Regions from separate parts of the Homo sapiens genome. Here region 2 is linked to region 1. The links are chromatin loops, found by intact Hi-C in ENCODE. Cell type or tissue: PC-3. All regions are shown on one strand. Each heading gives the region's core, and the rest is flanking DNA. Links, peaks and the distances in the headings are about the cores only.

What was found. A loop is a pair of places that touch in the nucleus more often than their neighbours do. Peaks named below come from ENCODE experiments on the same cell type or tissue, not always from the same donor. Only the 100,000 strongest peaks of a DNase experiment are listed, where the experiment ranks them.
Region 2: a loop joins it to region 1, with 3 times the contacts of the local background. A loop is called at or near these places in 3 of 110 quality-filtered maps.

The regions. Positions count from the first base shown.
Region 1 is chr3:161,849,607-161,857,366 of GRCh38, reverse strand. No RefSeq gene overlaps it. Among named protein-coding and RNA genes, the nearest start is that of OTOL1, 360 kb to the right of the region's middle. In PC-3, for the core only: CTCF peaks have their summits at 3,060 (motif pointing left) and 5,199 (motif pointing left); DNase peaks (open chromatin) are centred at 2,916 and 5,216; H3K27ac peaks cover 1,572 bases.
Region 2 is chr3:162,038,983-162,044,991 of GRCh38, reverse strand. No RefSeq gene overlaps it. Among named protein-coding and RNA genes, the nearest start is that of OTOL1, 550 kb to the right of the region's middle. RefSeq lists an enhancer at 2,917-3,468. In PC-3, for the core only: a CTCF peak has its summit at 3,106; no DNase peak of the experiment used is centred there.

The sequences.
Region 1 (7,760 bases), core at 2,761-7,760:
AAATGAAAATAGAGCTTTCTTTCCTGTAAGCCTCTCCATACACTCACCAGTCTACACCAGTGTTTTGTAAACCCTCATCCATTCTAACATACAAGACACCTCTATTGCCTTCAGAAGAAGAACAACCTCTTACATTGAGAATTCTACTCCCCTCAGGGTTGGCTTCTCTTTGTTCTACCACTTTCCATCTTCTTTTCATATAGACTGGAAAATATTTGTTTAGGAGACAGGGAGTGGGTGTCCATGTGTGAGGTGAGTAAAACACATTTGGTTTGGGTCACATGTAAAGCCCTTTAGGGTGGAGTCTAGATTTAAATATTGTATATCAGTTGTACTTTTCTTTAGAGTTCAGAGTATAAGAGATATTTTTTCTCAAATGTGAGCTTTAGCTAAACTTCCTGAACTGCAGGAAAAGTCTCACAAAAGATCTCATTGCATAGTTAATTGTTTCAAAATGTTAAAACTAGCTATCTGAGAAGAGGAAATTGTAAAGCTTTAAAGGCCAGCAACATCCATGCTCTTTTTACCTCCTCCCACAAAATAAAATGTGCTTATTCACTATTAATAGTTAAAGCAAGCAGTCAAAAAATTTCTGTTCACTATCCTTCCTACTGGTACTATGAAAAATGAAAGAAAAAGAAAGAAACTCAGATTTTAAGTTTGATTTTTCATACATTAGACTCTCAGCCAGTGACAGCACCAACTGGACACAAAACCATCACAAAAAAACAAACTTCATTTCAAATAACTGTGGATATACCCCCTTGTTGATTTCAGGGCTCAGACCATCTTGTGTCTGTGATCACTTCTAGACAAGTCTCAGGTGTTGAGAGTATCTCCCACAGTTACAAATGAAACAAACAACAAACCTGCAAAGCTGCATGTCCACTCAGGAAAGTATACATTTTCAGTGTCAAGTCCTTTTTTAATTTATAAACTTTATGTTTAATACAACTTTTAGGTTCATAGCAAAATTAATCAGAAGGTACAGAGATTTCCCATGTACCCCTAACTCCCAATATGCAGAGCCTCCCCCATTATCAACATACCCCACCAAAGTGGTACATTTGTTCCAATTGATGAACATACATTGACACATCATTACTATCTAAAGTCTACAGTTTAAATTAGGGTACACTCTAGGTGTTGTATATTCTATGGGTTTTGACAAATATATAATGACATGTATCAACCATTGTAATATGGTATAGAAGAGTTTCATTGCCCTAAAATTCCACTGTGTTCTGCCTATTCAACCTGCCCTTTCCCCTAACCCCTGGCAACCACTAATTTATTTACTGTCTCCATAGTTTTACCTTTTCCAGAATGATATAGAGTTAGAATCAAACAGTATGTAGCCTTTTCACATTGGCTTCTTTCACTAAGTAACATGCATTTAATGTTCTTCCATGTTTTTTCAGGGCTAGATAGCTCATCCTTTTAGTGTGGAATAATATTCCATTGTCTGGATGTACCAGTCTATTTATCCACTCACCTACTGAAGGACATCTTGGTTAAAGTGCATTTCATAGCCCGGTATATGGTCTCCCTTGATCAATGTCCACGTAACCTTGAGAAGAATGTTTAATCTGTTGTTGGATGAAGTAGTCTACGGATGTCAATTAGATCCAGTTAATTGATGGTGCCATTGAGTTCAACTGTTTTACAGATTTTCTACCCACAGAATCTGTCCATTTCTGATAGAGAAGAATTAAAGTCTCCAAATATAATGGTAGATGTATCTATTTCTCCTTGCAGTACTATAAGTTTTTGTTTCACATGTCTGGGCGCTCTGTCATTAGGTGCATACACGTTAAGGATTGTTGTATCTTTTCTTGGAGTATTTACCCCTTTGTCATTATGCAATGGCCCTCTTTATGCCTAATAATGTCCTTTGCTCTGATGTCTGCTCTCTCTTGGATTAGTATAGTCAGCCCTCTGTATCCACATGCTCTGCATCCTTGAATTCAACCAACCAGGGGTCAAAAATATCCCCAAAAAGGGAATGTGATTGGAGGGATCATGGTGGATGGGAGGCAGGACTAGATTGCAGCTCTGGACAGAGCAGCATGTGGAGGCTTGCTTGTGAATTTTAGCTCCAGACTGACTGCAAGAACAAACCAGCAACCCTGAGAGGACCCACAGACCCTCAGAAGAAAGCAGACTGCTCCTGCAGGAGCCGGGAGACACTCCAAATACTGTAAGTGCTCTAACTGCAGAAGTGGGAAAGGGAGACTCTCCTCTCCTGAACACACACCCACACTGGAGAAGTTGAAGGTCTGTGGGAGAAGTTCCTGACTTTACCTGGAGCTGAGTCAAGTTACAGAGCTGAGCTGAGGAAAATACAGGGGCAGAGGAGGCAGCAGGGAGGCCACGGGAACTCACTGAATCCCCAAGCAACCCCATTCCTGCCTGGAACCACAGGGATCCATCAGGAAGGGGGCCAGAGGAGCAGGGGGTAAAACTCCATTGGGATAAGAACTTCCCAAGGTGAACTTTGTAATAATTTGAGTGGGGAGAGAAACCTCCTGGCCAGAACATGGGGAAGGATGCAAATCCGGCTTGCAGACTTCACAGGACGGGGAAGAACTAAAGCCCTTTTCTTTGGCAGCTGGGAAGCAGGAAGCCTCATGCAAGTTTTCAAACCTGACTCACCCTCTGCCTGGAAACAGACTCGGGGCTGTTGTGGCAGGGGAAGGGCGGGAGTGAGACCAGCCCTTCAGTTCGCATGGGAGCTGGATGAGGCCTGTGACTGCTAGCTTTCCCCCACTTCCCTAACAACCTGCATGAGTCATCAGAGGCAGCCATAATCCTAGGTACACAACTCCAGTGACCTGGGAATCTCACCCTATCCCCACAGCAGCATCAGCAAGACCCGCCCAAGGAGAGTCAGAGCTCAAACACGCCTAGTCCTGCCCCCACCTGATGGGCCTTCCCTATCCACCCTGGTAGCGGAAGACAAAGGACATATAATCTTGGGAGTTCTAGGGCCCTCACCACTGGTTCCTCCCCATACTAGTATAGCTGATGTTTTCTGGAAAGCGCCACCTGCTGGCAAGAGGCCAACCACCACAAAAATACAGTATTAAACCACCAAAGCCAAGAACCCTCATGGAGTCCATTGCACCCTCTGCCACCTCCACAAAACAGGCACTGGTATCCACGACTGAGAGACCCATAGATGATTCACATAACAGGACTCTGTACAGAAACCCCCAGTACCAACCCAGAGCCAGGTAGACTCACTGGATGGCTAGACCCAGAAGAGAGACAACAATCACTGCAGTTCAGCTCACAGGAAGCCACATCCACAGGAAAAGGGGGAAAGTGAGAGGAGGTACCAGTTGGGCTTCCTGGGCCAAGTAGGGGCTCAGAAAGCTGTGAAACTCACTCATTTCCTGCATCCGGACTTACTTCGGTCCTGGATGAATAATATTGAAGATATATGCTTAAAATATTCCTAACACCACGATTTGTGCATGTGTTTTCTTCCCCAAGAAAGCTATAAACAGCAAAAATTTTGCTGTTAGTGTCCCCGTGTCCTCTCTCCCTCTCTCCCTTCCCCCTCCCCTGAAACTAAAGTAGAGGGAATGTTAACTGCCCATTTTTCTGTGACCAGCAGACCTTATCTACACTCCCAATTCCAATTCTTTGTAAACATACTTTGTAAAGTCCCGTAAGATCCTGTCTCTTTTGCCATGCCGCTGTAAGGTCATAAAGTAGATAAAGCCTAAGTTGCAATTCTGATTTTCCTCAAAGTCTAAGACATATCACAAAACAATTTACTGCCTTTGTTTCTCACTCCTGTAACAAGCTTCCCGCCTCATGTATCTCCCAACTTAAAACGTTTGAAAGGCGAATACCCAAACTAGCAGTGGCAACCTGTTTGAGACCCCTTCCACACTGTGGAACCTTTGTACCCTTGCTCTGCTCAATGAAACCTACTGCTCACTCTCTCTCAGTCCAGGTCTCTATCATTTGCCATGGTCAGCCACCGCACCAATTCTTGGTGTGGCTAGGTTAAGAACCTTAGGTGTTACATTTGGGGAGCCAGCCAGAAGACTCCAGGAAATGCATCCCAATCACCACGAAGTGAGCACCATGGACCTCTTTCATTTGCTATTCTGTCCTGTCCTTCCTTAGAATTCAAAGGCTAAACACTGGGCACCTGTCTGCCATTTAAAGGGGATTAGTGTGGCTGCCGGACTAAAGACACGAGTGTCAGGCTGTCTGGGAAAGGGCTCTCTAACAACCCCCGACCCTTCGGAGTCAGGAGCATTGGTTTGCCTGGAACCAGTTCTAACTCTTTCGCTTTCCATGGTGGTCCCGAAATACACCCAGGAGCACTCAGCGGACGTCCTGGTCTCCCAGATATCCTGGTTGATACTATGGCCCCGCCAGAGGCTCCCCCTGCATGGGTTACTGAGCATGAGACAGCCACATCTTCTGACTCCTGCCTCCTGGGTCCTAATGCCCACCAGTTAGACTTTGTCCCTCAACTCATAAGCAAGATTATTCCCACTAGGCAGGATCGAGATTCCCTATTTAGAAGCCTTAAATTCTTGGGGTGGTGCCCAGAAGATCCCTGTTCATGGTGCCCTCCAGGGTTTAGGCAGTTGTCGCCATTTGATGGCTATTTTGAAGGGCCAGTTCCCCAGCATAGTGTATGGTCCCCCACATCAGGACAATTTAAACAGGTCTGTAATTTTCATGTGGATAGGAGAAGCCTTAGAGCATTTCCTCCATTGCTCCCCGGATAGACTTTCCCCTTCCTTGGGGCCTCTCAAGTACAATCTGTGGTGCACAGGCATGGGTCTTAGAGCTGTTGAATTGTTGTTTCAACCATTCAATAATTGGTATTGGATGGAAGAAAATATAGTCAGTTGGGACACAGGATACTGGTACCCCCTTGAGAGAGAGGCTTACTCCTTTGATGGCAAGTGGGGACAGAAGGCTAAAGTACAGCAGCTGTTCTCTCGGCCCTGGCCTAGAGGACATCCACCAACCTCTTTAAGCTTACTAAGCCTCCTGTCGCTGATTCAGAGATTTCTCCTTGAAGGACAGTTTTATGGCCAGGCCCACGTAAATTGGGCCTTAGCATGCAAGCATCAGTGGTGCCCCTGACCCAGGCCTTGCCATCTTGGAACAGGTAGGATGCATTGGCAAAAGGACTACAATAAATCCAACCATCCTCGTGCCCCATCTAGTGGCCTATGGGCGCATGGCAGGAGACAAGGACAGTTTCCATTCCGTCAGTAAGCATGGTTAAATCTGGCAAATGGGAGGCTCAAGGGCGACCATGCACTTCAAGCACAATTAGACTTGACCCTTGGGGGATGCCCTAAGGGAAGATGAGTCCCTAAGACTAACCAGGTTGCGGGCATCCCTGTGTTTAAAATTTCAAATGGGCACCACACCTTCAAAACCGGACACTCCCTTAAGATGTATCCTGAATAACTGGGACAAATTCGACCCAAGACCTTAAAAAAGAAGTGGCTGATTTTCTTCTGTACCAATGCCTGGCCACAGTATTCCTTACAAAATGGAGAAACTTGGCCCCCTGAGGGAAGTATTAATTATAACACCATTCTACAACTAGATCTTTTCTGTAAATGGGAAGGTAAATGGAGTGAAGTCCCTTATGTACAGGTTTTCTTTGCCCTTCGTGACAATATTGCCTTGTGCCAAGCCTGCAAGCTTTGCCCAAATGACAGAGACCCACAATTGCATCCATACTCAGGGTCTCCTCCCATTCTCCTTCCTCACTCACTCTCCACCATCAGGCCTCACCAAAGTGTTAGAGGCACCCCGAAAAGAAAACACAAGCTCCGCGAACCACATACCCAAACTATGTCCCTTACAAACAGTAGGAGGGGAATTTGGGCCCACCCGTGTACATGTCTCTTTCTCACTCTCAGATTTAAAACAAATAAAGACAGATTTAGGGGAATTCTCGGATGATCCCCATAACACTATATAGATGTCTTACAAGGGTTAGGGCAGTCCTTTGATCTAGCATGGAGGGATATCATGTTGCTCCTTGATCAGACCTTAAGTCCTACTGAAAAGGAGGCAGTTTGGCGGCAGCCCAGCAATTTGGAGATTTATGGTATCTCAGCCAGGTAAACAATTGAATGATCCTGGAGGAAAAGGAAAAATTCTTCACAGGGCAACAGGTAGTCCCCAGTGTAGACCCCCATTGGGATACCAACTCAGATCATGGAGATTGGAGCAACAGGCACTTCCTGACTTGTATCTTGAAAGGGTTAAGGAGAACTAGGAAGAAGCCTATGAACTACTCAATGCTATCCACAATTACACAGGGAAAAGAGGAAAATCCCTCAGCCTTTCTAGAAAGGCTGTGGGAGGCTCTAAGAAAGCACACCTCCCTAACTCTGAATTCCCTGGAAGGCCAACTTATTCTAAAGGATAAATTTATCACCCAATCAGCAGCTGACATTAGGAGAAAAGTCCAAAAGCCTGCTTTAGGCACAGAACAAAATTTGGAGACATTATTAAACCTGGTAACCTCGGTGTTCTATAACAGGGACCAAGAGGAACAGACCAAAAGGGAAAAGTGAGATAAAAGAGAGGCTGCAGCCTTAGTCATGGCCCTCAGACAGGCAGACCTTGGTTGCTCAGAGGAAACCAAAAGAGGAGCAGGCCAATTGCCTAGTAGGGCTTGTTATCAGTGCAGTTTGCAAGGACACTTTAAGAAAGATTGTCCAACAAGAAACAAACCGCCCCCTCACCCATGTCTAATATGCCAAGGCAATCACTGGAAGGTCCACTGCCCCAGAGGATGAAGGACCTCTGGACCAGAAGCGCCCAACCAGATGATTCAGCAACAGGACTGAGGGTGCCCGGGGCAAGCACCAGCTCATGCCATCAACCCACACAGAGCCCCGGGTAAGTTTGACCACTGAGGGCCAGGAAGTGGACTTCCTCCTGGACACTGGTACAGCCTTCTCAGTTTTAATCTCCTGCCCCAGACGACTGTCCTCAAACTCTGTTACTATCCGAGGAATCTTACCAGGTATTTCTCTCACCTCCTCAGCTGCAGTTGGGAGACTTTGCTCTTTTCACATGCCTTTCTTATTATGCCCGAAAGTCCCACACCCTTATTAGGGAGGGTCATATTAGTCAAAGCTGGAGCTATTATCTACATGAATGTGGGGAACAAATTACCCATTTGTTGTCCCCTACTTGAAGAAGGAATCAACTCTGAAGTCTGGGCCTTGGAAGGACAATTTGGAAGGGCAAAAACTCCCCATCCCGTTCAAATCAGGCTAAAAGACCCCATCGCTTTTCCTTATCAAAGGCAATATCCCTTAAGGCCTGAAGCTCACAAAGGATTACAGGATATTGTTAGACATTTAAAAGCTCAAGGCTTAGTAAGAAGATGTAGCAGTCCTTGCAACACCTCAATCCTAGGAATACAAAAACCAAATGGTCAGTGGAGACTAGTGCAAGACCTCAGAATCATCAATGAGGCAATAATTCCTTTATATCCTGCTGTACCCAACCCCTATACACTGCTCTCTCAGATACCAGAGGAAGCAGAATGGTTCACTGTTCTGGACCTCAAAGATGCCTTCTTCTGCATTCCCCTGCACTCTGACTCCCAGTTCCTCTTTGCCTTTGAGGATCCTACAGACCACACGTCCCAGCTTATGTGGATGGTCTTGCCCCAAGGATTTAGAGATAGCCCTCATCTGTTCGGTCAGGCATTGGCCCAAGACCTAGGCCAATTCTCAAGT
Region 2 (6,009 bases), core at 1-5,000, 190 kb before region 1:
AGAGGGGGAATAAGGGAGGAGACCACCCCTCGTATTGTCTTATGCCCAATTTCTTCCTCCAAAGAAAGAAGAAGTAAAAACTAAAAGGCAGAAATGAAACCAACAGGCAGACAGCCCGGTGTCATGCCCTGGGCCTGGTTAAAGATCGACCCCTGACTTAACTGGTTATGTTATCTATAGATTCCAGACATTGTATGGAAAAGCATTGTGAAAATCCCTGTCCTGTTCTGTTCTGTTCTGATTACCAGTGCATGCAGCCCCCAGTCACGTACCCCCTGCTTGCTCAATCAATCACAACCCTCTCACGCGTTGTGAGCCCTTAAAAGGGACAGGAATTGCTCACTCAGGGAGCTTGGTTTTTGGATACGTGAATCTTGCCGAAGCTCCCGGCCGAATAAAGCCCTTCCTTCTTTAACTCAGTGTCTGAGGCATTTTGTCTGTGGCTTGTCCTGCTACATTACCTATGGAAGCAAACCTTCCATTCCCCTCAGATCAGGAAGGAAGGAAGGAAGAAAGGAAGGAAGGAAGGAAAGAAGGAAAGGAAACAGCTTAAAATCTGAGAGGGGAATCCTAAAATCAAAACAGGGCAATTAATCCACCCAGTTTTCAGGCAAGTAATATCCCTGAGTAAGATAATTTTTTTGCAAGGTTTAACTTGAAATGCAACAACAGCAAACAATAAATAGCAACACAAAATAAATCAAGAATTTTTAAAATTATTTAACATAGAGAAATAGAATATAACACTAAAAAGATGAAGAGGGAACATACCATATTTAAGACAAATAAACAACCAATACTGACTAATTTTAGAAAATAAATCATAGAGGGCCTCAGCTTTTTACCCTTAAAAAATACGCGGACACTATGACACACAAATGTAAACAAAAGATAAAAATACCGTACACTGAGACGAAAAGAGTCGAGCTTTACAGGAGGTAGATATAAACACGTAACAAAAGCATACTAAAAGAAAACATAAAATAAAATATAAATGTTAATATACCTAGGCAGGGAAAAGGTGTCCATGCACATTCAAGAGCAGCTCCTTTGGGGAGAAAAGTGAAATAAACTTCTAGATACACAAGAGAAAAAAGAAAATATAAAAAACATAAAATTAGAAATGATAGAATCATACATGACTTTAGAAGATGGTATATAAAGTATGTGAAATTATAGTTGAAAGTTTATTTGAAATAACAAATAAATTGGCCGTGAAGAGAAAGCAAAATGTGCACTCTTAACAGGAGACAAAATTTCAAAAAATAAGCAAAAAGAGCAATTCATTGTATGAAGTTTGCAAGTCACAAAAAATATATAACAGTGAGGACTATCTATGCCTCAAACATGACTTCAGACCTCAAATAACTCAAATTCTGGTAGAAGCAATAAAAACTGGAATTAAATATTTAGAAAACAACGAGACAATATATAAGTAAGAGCTGAATGGTATGTAAGGTTATAATGTAAGCCCAGTGTGGAGATTGGAAGATTACTGACATTTGCAGAAAAGAAAAAAAAGGTCATTGCCATTCATCAGTTCCAATCATAATCAGCTATTCAAAACAAGAACTCAAATCCTGGGCTGGGTATACCACTTCTCTGGGACACAATGGATTTGTGGTTTTAGCATTTTTTATTGCCCATTTGTTTTGTTGTTTCTTATATTATAATATAGACAGATAAATAAAATGTGATATACAAACACACACACACAAACATACACTTATACACACAATGGAATATTATTAATCAGCTTTATAAAGAAAATTCAGACATACACTACAACATTAATGAACCTTGAGGACATTAGGCTAAATGAAATAAGTCAGTCACAAAAAGACAAATACACTATAATTCCACTTATCTGAGGTATCTAGAGTAGTCAAATTCATAGTGACAGAGAGTAGAATGGTGGTTGGCCAGGGCTGAGGGAAGAGGAAGTTGTTGTTTAATAGGCAGAGAGTTTCCGTTTTGCACGATGAAAGAGTTTCAGTGATTGGTTGGGCAACAATATGGATGTATTTCATGCCACAGAACTGTACATTTAACAATAGTCAAAATGGTAAATTTTATGTTGTGTGTATTTTACTACAATGATACATATTTTAAAAGGAATCAACAGGCCAAAAACTTCAGTAACATTATCAATTGACAACCTCTCCAAACAATGTGTGGAAAAATAAGGCCACTTGCCTGGCCCCCATTCTACAGTCTCTTGGGTCCTGGCATTTTTCTGTCACTCTCTCACATCTGCATTTTAAGCCACCACTACCTAGCTCTATCACTTCACAGTTGATCGTTTTGCATTTCTGGTAAGAGAGTCCTATTGTCTCCAGTCAACTGGGGGCATGTTTTATCATCACATGCCTCCTATTCCTGTTTCCCCAAACTTTGATAGTCTTAGGTAATTCTATCCTTAGAGAATGGATTACCCCACAAATTACTGTCACCATGTCCCCCAGCATATCTGAGGTTATATCACAATTTTACCCTCTGGATTAGATCCCTAGAATCTTGATCCTTGTCTAGAGTTTGACTCGATTTTTTATGCACCTACCTAATACCTGTGGTTTTGCTTCTCATAAACTCAAGGCGTTTGATGAAATCATAATGGCTTTAGCTTCTCTCAATACTAGCTCGGTTTATGGTCTGCCTAAGAGGACAATGCATTTTAACAGCTTCCAAGAGTCTGCAATCAAGAACACCTAGAATTTGAGTAAATGGGAACCAAAGAAAGGGTTATCTGTTGTATGGCAAAGAAAAAAAGGAGAGATGAATTTTTATCAAGTTTTTAATGTGAAATAATGTTGAATATGTAACGTCTAGTGAGATTACATTTTGTACTCTAATAGCCACTACAATTTTACCCAGAGGTTCAATTCATCCATAAGTTATTAGTGCAGACAGAGGTGAATTAATTTAAATTAGGGAAAATAGGCCTCCCTAGCTTCCTACATCATTAAGTCAAATCTGTCATTTATTTTTAAGATAAAGCTTTAATCTAAGCAATTTTCTTTTAAAGTTTTATCAAATAAAAGTACCAGCAGTTGAGAACAGAATAGTTACTACCTGGGCCATCCTTGCAAATTCCTTAGGATGACCACCTGAAGACAAGTGAGAACAGAAAGTCCTCAGGTTAGGGGGATGTGTAACAGCAGGTGGCCCTCCTTGCCCATTCCTGAGGGCAAGGAATGCTGAGACTCAGCAGGGAGGGGAAGAGAGAAAAGAGGACAGGTTTGAAATGAAGACCACATGAAAATAATTAATCAGATGGGCAGCTGTGTCACAGCCGGGAACCAGAAAGTGCATAGGAAATTGAAACTCTAAAATAATAAAAAATAATTACTTAAGAAAAAATCAACTAAGGTGAAATTGAGACCTCTATTGTTAACAAAGCCCAGGAACTAAGAGAAGCTTCCAGTGCTGACTATAAAAATTGTGGGAACTGGATCAATGAAGAAAGGCCCTTTTGAGGCAGTTATCTGAGGTTTCTCTCTTAACCCAAAACAGACTTCCTTCTGCTCCTCAGATGTTGCTCAAGATCTGATCAGATGATATTTCTGGATCAGTAGTAGGGCCACACAATGATATTTCTCATTTGCCAAAGCCATTTGGAGGTGTAGTCTAATGGTCTTTTTTGTTTCTGTATGGAAAACACAGAAGCTAGGAGGCAAAGTTTCCTTGTGGGAATAAATTATAAGAGTTTCTCATGTGATTGAGCTTTTGAAAAACTAAGAACAGCAAGAAGGTAACATTGTATTTAACATTATGACTCTGAAATCATACTGCTTGTGTACATATTCTAGCTCTATCCCTTCCTGGTTGTGTGACTTCTACCATTGTCTCATTCTCTGGTCTTCAGTCTTCCCCACTATAAAATGGGGATGATAATTATAGTATCCACATTAAAAGATTATTATGAGATTAAAATGAATGAATACACGTGAAACACTGAAAATAGTACCTGGTAGACAATAAGCACTAAGCAAGTGTTTAGTATTAGAAGAAATTGTGAAAAGACAATTAGAATCTAAGGGTAAAAAAGAGACAGGAAGGAAGGAAGAAAATAAGAAAGGAAAAGAGAAAGAAGGAAATAAACAAATAAATTATCATTTTTGGGGGTGTTCCAGTGATTAATTTTACATATCATAATAATAAGAATGCACTAAACCAACATAAAAATACAATTAAAATAGGAGTATAGAAGAGAGATAATAGTTGTTTCTCATTTTTCATAATATAAACAAATACTTAACAAATAGTTAAATTAGTAAACAATAAATATTTGGAGGTAATACTAAAAGCAACAGCTAAAATAATTTAAAATATGATGAGTGGAACTTAATGCTAAGAAGGTATTTATTACTTGATATTTTATCAGGTGCATGTCACTTTTATAAACTTTTTTTATGTATATGCATACACATACACACATATACATGTGTCTATACATATATATATAGACACATGTATATGTACTTGAAAAACACAATGTACTTGAAAAACACAAAGGTTTAAACGTGGAATCAGACTAAAATTTGGTTTGCTAATCACAGTGCATAAGGGCATAATGATGTATGAAATTTAAAAATCTATAAACGAGGACAAATGGTTCAAAGTATCATTGAAACACTATCTCCTAAATTGTTGGTAAAAGCAACTAACTGGAAAACAATCTAATTAGCTTGTGTACCAAAGTCATCAATTTCCAATGGAGTGTAAACTAGTTACCCCTGTTTCCTAGCTGCTTGTAGGAGTTTCTATTAAAATGAAAGCTGGTAACTAGTTTGAAATGTTTCTCTATTTCTTGTAAAAAGCAACATGTGGAAGACATTTTCTCACTTCTGTATACTAGACAGAAAGGGTAACCTCACAGCCATGCTGCTGTTCAGAAGTTGCCAACTCCTCATATCTTTGAATGTCTTATCATTATTATTAAATAAATACTTTCTTTTCAGACAATTGTCATTCTCCCTGCCAAAAAGTGAAAGAGAACTAGCAGTGTGACCTTGAGCAGGTTTGAATTCTCTGAGCGACAATTTTCTCACTCATGAGATGAAAGGAGGTTGAATTAAATTCTCAAGGTCCCTTCTATATCTCACTTCAACACTTTCTCAAATTCCACCAAATATAAATATATTTTTCTTCCAGTGGGCATTACTCCTCTTCATGCACTATAGATGATAGTCGTGCCAATGTACACAGAAATAATATAGTCTATTAGCTTTATTCTCTTTCACCTTAATAAAGTTATAGATTGATATCATACTTTGAAGCAAACTACTTCCACATCCTTCAGATAATCTAGTTAAATGCTCTAAGACCCAGTCAATGCATTAGCAGAAACGGTAGTGCCTATTGCCATCCATGTTGAACTCCTAGGTTGAATTTTAAGGAAAGCTGAGGAAAATTTCCCATTTGTGATGGTAGCAGATAGAGCGAAAAGGAAGAGGAACAGGGAAAGCAAAAATAATTTAAATGAAAAAAAGTTGAAAAGAATAACCGGTTTTCTACTTTTTATTAGAAGTCTCTGTTACTCATAATTTTTTAACCTGCAAGACTAAATTGGGATGAATTTATTCATATTACTCAGTTTCATTCAGGAAATACTCTTGTTTATATAACAAATTCTATACTTTTACGTGTGTAATTTTTAATTATATTTTTCTATAAATAATCTTAAATTTTAAATGATTTTGTTGCTAGAATTTGGAAAATAACTTTTAAATAAATTTTTGGAGCATATTTTATTATTGCTTTTTAAGCAACATGTAGCAAGATCTTGTTACTTAGAATACCCACATTTTAGTGAAAATAAAATCACTCAAGTGCTTTGAGGAAACAACATAAGAAATAAATAATGAAACCTTCAAACAAATTGCAGATCAGTGGGTCTGAACCCCTGTTATTAATTTTATAGTAAATGTTTAAAATTATAACTTCATTAAAAATGAAAATGAGATTTTATTCATGTAATTACTCTCTAAGCAAATAAATTAATTCTCC